Linked DNA regions of Homo sapiens: region 1 is linked to region 2. A link is an interaction called in ENCODE POLR2A ChIA-PET data of the cell type or tissue named here. Cell type or tissue: OCI-LY7. All regions are shown on one strand. Each heading gives the region's core, and the rest is flanking DNA. Links, peaks and the distances in the headings are about the cores only.

Region 1 (2,900 bases), core at 106-2,605, 56 kb after region 2:
TCCACAGACAAGTGCCCCGATCACTGAAGCATCCACGGCCCCAGGTGTGTTGATGTGTGTATGCCCCATCCTCACGGCCCCTCCCTTTCTCTTTCCAGGCGCTCAAGGTCCCGATCCCGAAGCCCCCATTACCGACATTAGGCAGAAGAGTGGGGGGTGGGGAGGACAAGGGGGTGGGTAAGGGGCTCAAGCTGTGATGCTGCTGGTTTTATCTCTAGTGAAATAAAGTCAAAAGTTATTTAATTCCCGTCACCTGTCTCAGTGTCATCTGTGTGGTTGGTGCAGGGCTCTCCCACCCCAGGGCCCATGGGCCAGCAGAGCCAGCTGGGAGGGCGCTTGGGTTTACAGGCCAGATGCCAGTGCTGCCTGTGTGGGACATCTTGCCCCCATCTGATGGCTAAGTGGCAGGCCCCTGTTCATCAGAACCTGCCATGGCTCAGTGAGGCCTGCTCAGGAGGCCAGGGCACAGTCCCAAGGGAGAGGGCCCAGACCTGCCCGCAGATGTGGACATAGGGTGTCGGCCCAGCATGTCCCACATGGGCCCCTTTGCCCAGGGCCTCTGGCGACAGGTCCGGGCCTCTCCCCGCCCTCGCCTCAGCCCCTGCCCTGGCCTCGCCCGCACTAGGAACTGGGAGCGCAGCTTTCTGTGCCAGTCCTGCTGCGCCCCAGGCACTGGGGGCTGGCCGTTCCCTCACCCCCTCACTCCAAACCGGTCTGTCCAGCCGTCCACCCCACGGAGGGGAAGCCTCCTGCCCCACCTCATGCACCCCAAGAAAGCCAGAGTCCAGACGGGTGTAAATAAAAGGGAAAATTTACTTGGAGAAGGCGGGCAAAAACGAGGAGGTCAATGGGTGTTGGCAGCGGTACCAGGGACAGTGAGGGGGGCTTTCCTGGGCTCAGGCCTCGCCGGCCGCCTCAGGGTGCTTCTGCCGCAGGTGTTTGTCCAGGGTGGCTCGCAGGCCGAAGGGCACATGGCAGTGGGGGCACTCGAAGCGGGTGCTGCCAGGCGTCATGCCGTGCATGCGGCGGTGGCGGTTGAGCTTACTGCTCTGGGCGCAGGCGTAGTTGCAGAACTCACAGGTGTAGGGGCGCTCCCCGGTGTGTGAGCGCCGGTGCACCGTCAGGTTGCTGCTGTTGGTAAAATGCTTCCCGCAGAACTCACAGCTGCCCCCGGGCCCGCGGCTCTTGCCCCCTGACTTGGGCATCTTTTTGGGTGATGCCTTCTGGCTGTTTGCAGGGTCAGTTCTTTGTTCCGTGGTGATGGCTCCCCAAGTGTCTCCACCAGGGCCGGCTTGAGCCCCACTGCCAGGAGCCCCGGGTTCCTGGACACCTGCTGTGGCGGCGGCTCCAGCCCCCTCACCACCGCTGCATGGAAGGGTGCTGGTGGGGGCAGCAGCATGGACAGCCGGCTCCGGAGGGGCTGCAGAGGCCTGCTCCTGGCTGGTGTCGGCCATGAGGGGGCTCTGGGGCGGCACCTGCCGGTGGGTCTTCTTGTGGCGGTTGAGCTTGCTGCTCTGGGCGCAGGCGTAGGGACACTGGTCGCAAGCATAGGGCCGCTCGCCTGTGTGTGAGCGCATGTGCACTTTGAGGTTGCTGAAGGAGCTGAGGGTCTTCTTGCACACAGGACAGGTGGGGCTCCGCCGGGTGAGGCCGCTGCCACTTGCACGGGGGCTCTTGGCCTCAGCTGCTGGCCCCACCACTGCCGACACGGCTGCAGCCACCTCGGCCAGGCCCAGGAGCGGGGCCTCCGGGGCCTCTGATTCTGTCTGGTAGATGGACAGTCCGTGGTCCCACTGGGCGTGACGCAGCAGCTTCCAGGCCACTGTGAACTGTTTGCCACAGCGCAGGCAGCTCAAGGCCTTCAGCTCCTCTCGTTCTGGTAAGAAAAAGAGGCAGAGTGTTAGTGCGGACAGCTGCCAGCTGGACACCTTCTGTGGGATAGGCACTCCTGCAGGGGCAAAGGACTTGGCAGTAACAAGACACACACACCCTGGAAGGACCAGGAAGCTGACGCTCAGAGGAGGGGTGGACACGAAAAATCTGTGGAGTGGGTGCTAAGTACCTGAAAACATTTTTTTTTAGACAGTCTCACTGTCGCCCAGGCTGGGGTGCAGTGGCACGATCTCAGCTCACTGCAACCTCCACCTCCTGGATTCAAGCTATTCTCATGCCTCAGCCTCTAGAGTAGCTGGGATTACAGGCGCCCGCCACCATGCCTGGCTAATTAGTAGAGATGGGGGTTTCACCGTGTTGGCCAGGCTGGTCTCGAACTCTTGGCCTCAAGTGATCCACCCACCTCGGCCTCCCAAAGTGCTGGGATTATAGGCATGAGCCACTGTGCTGGGCCATGTGTTTGAAAATCTTTTAAAAAGTTATGTTAACTCAGTAAGCGCTTCCTACATGCTAGGTGCTGAGCCATGGCTCATAGCCCGGCTTTCCCTCAGGACAGGAAAATAAGATCTCCATTTTCCAGACAGGAGAACTGAGGCACAGAGAGGCATTTCCCCAGGGTTGCACAGCTTGGAAGGGGTGAAGCTGGGATTTCAATCCAGACTACTGGGGGAGGGGGAGAGGGCAGAACAGAGGCTTGCTTGCTTTTTTTTTTTTGCTTTAAATTTTTAATTTAGTATTTTTTAAAGAGATGGGGTCCTGCTATGTTGCCCAGGCTATTTTTTTTTTTTTTTGAGACGGAGCCTTGCTCTGTCGCCCAGGCTGCAGTGCAGTGGCGCGATCTCGGCTCACTGCAAGCTCTGCCTCCGGGGTTCACGCCATTCTCCTGCCTCAGCCACCACGCCACAGGGTTTCACCGTGTTAGCCAGGATGGTCGCGATCTCCTGACCTCATGATCTGCCCGCCTCAGCCTCCCAAAGTGCTGGGATTACAGGTTTGAGCCACCGCAC
Region 2 (2,900 bases), core at 162-2,661:
TGCTCTGTTGCCCAGGCTGGAGTGCAGTGGTGTGATCTCAGCTCACTGCAACTTCCGCCTCCTGGGTTCAAGCGATTCTCCTGTCTTAGCCTCCCAAGTAGCTGGGATTACAGGTGTGCACCACCATGCCCAGCTAATTTTTGTATTTTTAGTAGAGACAGGGTTTCACCACATTGGCCAGGCTGATGTCAAACTCCTGCCCTCAGGTAATCCACCTGCCTCGGCCTCCCAAAGTGCTGGGATTACAGGCATGAGCCAGCATGCCTGGCTTGGATTCAGGATGTTTATCCCCATCTTCAGAGTAGGAAACTGAGGTTAAAAGAGGGGCAGTTACCTGCACAGGGCACACAGCAAGTTTACTATTGTAATTACCGCCATTTACTGAGTGCTTCCATGTACCAGGTACTTTGCATACCTATTTTACACATAAAGACAGTAAGACCCGAGAGGTTTATCTTGTAGATGGCCAGTGGTAGAGCCTGGATTTGGTGCCAGGTCGGACTTATTCTAAAGCCTAATGGGCCAGGCATGGTGGCTCATGCCTGTGATCCCAGCACCTTGGGAGACTAAGGCAGGAGGATCACTTGAGGCCAGGAGTTCAAGACCAGCCCAGGTGACATGGCAAGATGCCCGTCTCTATAAAAATAAAAAAATTAGCCAGGCGTGGTGGCATGCGCCTGGGGTCCCAGCACCATGGGAGGCTGAATGGGGAGGATTGCTTGAGCCTGGGAAGTGGAGGCTGCAGTGAGCCATGGTCACACCACTGCACTCCAGTCTGGGTGACAGAGAAAGATGCTATCTCAAAAAAAAAAAAGAAAAAAGAAACAACTAAAGTCTAATGTTTTTTCCACAGTCCCAACTGACATCTCAAGGATGAAAAGCTTTCAGCCCTGGAGTCTGCATGAGTCCGAGACTGTTGACTCTAAGCTTTTCAGAATCTCCTACTATTACAGCGGGGAGCTGGTTAAATGAATGGTTTTAACCCTATCTGACCCAGTGAGATTTGTAGACAATATTACCTACCTCTATTCACAGTCACTCCCAAAGTCCATATTTTATTTTATTTTATTATTATTTTTTTTTTGAGATGCAGTCTCGCTCTGTCACCCAGGCTGGAGTGCAGTGGCATGCAACCTCCGCCTCCTGAGTTCAAGTGATTCTCCTGCCTCAGCCTCCCGGGTAGCTGAGATTACAGGCACCTGCCAGCAGGCCCGGCTAATTTTTGTGTTTTTAGTAGAGACGGGGTTTCACCATGTTGGCCAGGCTGGTCTCGAACTCCTGACCTCAAGTGATCTGCCTGCCTCAGCCTCCCACAGTGCTGGGATTACAGGCGTGAGCCACCGTGCCTGGCCAAAACTCCATATTTTACACCAAACTGTAGTATAAAAGAGAAAGAAAAGGAAATTAATACAGCATATATAATCACATTTATTTCAATATGTAAACGCCCCACAGGATATATGAGGAAGGTGGCAGTTGTTTGTGACTATATATAGGCTCCTTGTTAATGCCGTGGCCACAAATGCAGCCTGACCCAGCTGCGCAGACTTAGTGACTTATATGTCACACGTGCAGGGTTGCGGTTGGTGAGGGGATTTTCCAAAGTGGCGAACAACTCTTGGTCTAAACAATTAGTGTGCTGGTTGCAATCTTTGAAAATTCAGTGGGTATTACAGTTATGGGAAACTCCAGCCTGGGTGACAGAGTTAGACCTCGTCTCAAAAAAGAAAAAGGAAAAACAATTATGGGAAAGAATATTATTGGTGTCAAACAGAGCAAGGGCCAGGTGTGATGCATGCCTGTAAGCCCAGATGTTTGGGAGACTAAAGTGGAAGTATTGCTTGAGTCTGGGAGGCGGAGGTTGCAGTGAGCTGAGATCGTGCCATTGCACTCCAGCCTGTGCGAGATCCTGTCTTAAAAACAAACAAACAAACAAACAAACAAATCCACTCAGCAACAATAGAGCAAGTTTCTGGGATCTGGTCATTTTAAACAGGTTTCTTATTGACTCGAATCTTTGGCAGGATGTTCAGAAGGCTTGCTGGCTGTGGGATGGCTGTGCGGGACTGTCCCTGGTATTATAAACTGTCCAGCATAACTGGTCCTGTCTACTTGCGGTAGGGTCCACATCAGTGTCAACCAGCCACCCCCCAAATCCCATTTTTCCCCTAGGGGGCAGCACTCCCCCACTGAGACCAATGGTTAATGGTATTTTATAGGCTTGGGCTTTAGAAGTTCAGAGCAGGCTTCAGAAGGTATTTAATGCCAGCAGGGCTGAGCCAGTGACTCAAAGCTGCCAAGTGGGACTGGCCCTGCCTAACGGGGCTGGTTTTTATTTGCTGCTGCCTGTGGCTGCTGAGCAAAAATTCTGGCTTCACTTGCTATATCTTCCTTTTTTAAAAAAGAAAAATCTGGGGAGGCCGAGGTGGGCGGACCACCTGAGGTTAGGAGTTCGAGGCCCTGGAGGCTGGGATCGCACCACTGCACTCCAGCCTGGGCAACAGAGAGAATCTGTCTAAAAAAAAAAAAAACAATTCTGGAAATCCGAAATAATGTGATGTCTTATAATTTTAATTGTGGGCTCCAAGTTTTTCCTAATCTTTTACTTGGAAAAAAAAGTTTTAGTTTTTTCCTGTCTAGTTTTTCTTTTTAAGTTTTATTGAGGTATAATTGATGTAAGAAAAATTGCACATACTTAATGTATACATTTTGATGAATTTGTTATTATTCCTTTTTTTTTTTTTTTGAGACAGAGTTTTGCTCTTGTTGCCCAGGCTGGAGTGCAATGGTGCGATCTCTGCCTCTCAGGTTCAAGCAGTCCTCTTGCCTCAGCCTCCTGAGTTGGTAGGATTACAGGCCTGTACCATCATGCCTGGCTAATTTTGTATTTTTAGTAGAGA

What was found. Peaks named below come from ENCODE experiments on the same cell type or tissue, not always from the same donor. Only the 100,000 strongest peaks of a DNase experiment are listed, where the experiment ranks them.
Region 1: POLR2A ChIA-PET joins it to region 2 with 7 read pairs; 12 of 35 experiments call an interaction of 5 or more read pairs at or near these places.

The regions. Positions count from the first base shown.
Region 1 is chr19:45,070,705-45,073,604 of GRCh38, forward strand. It overlaps CLASRP (CLK4 associating serine/arginine rich protein), which reads left to right. Exons shown (of 21, transcript NM_007056.3): 21 at 99-252. The coding sequence ends at 141. It overlaps ZNF296 (zinc finger protein 296), which reads right to left. Exons shown (of 3, transcript NM_145288.3): 3 at 796-1,876. The coding sequence ends at 897. Among named protein-coding and RNA genes, the nearest start is that of ZNF296, 4.3 kb to the right of the region's middle. In OCI-LY7, for the core only: CTCF peaks have their summits at 1,486 and 1,686; DNase peaks (open chromatin) are centred at 1,077 and 1,507; H3K4me3 peaks cover 2,326 bases; H3K27ac peaks cover 2,500 bases.
Region 2 is chr19:45,014,933-45,017,832 of GRCh38, forward strand. All of the region lies in intron 4 of RELB (RELB proto-oncogene, NF-kB subunit), which reads left to right. Among named protein-coding and RNA genes, the nearest start is that of RELB, 15 kb to the left of the region's middle. RefSeq lists a silencer at 2,083-2,292. In OCI-LY7, for the core only: CTCF peaks have their summits at 2,156 (motif pointing right) and 2,358; DNase peaks (open chromatin) are centred at 909, 1,199, 1,539 and 2,209; H3K4me3 peaks cover 1,754 bases; H3K27ac peaks cover 2,500 bases.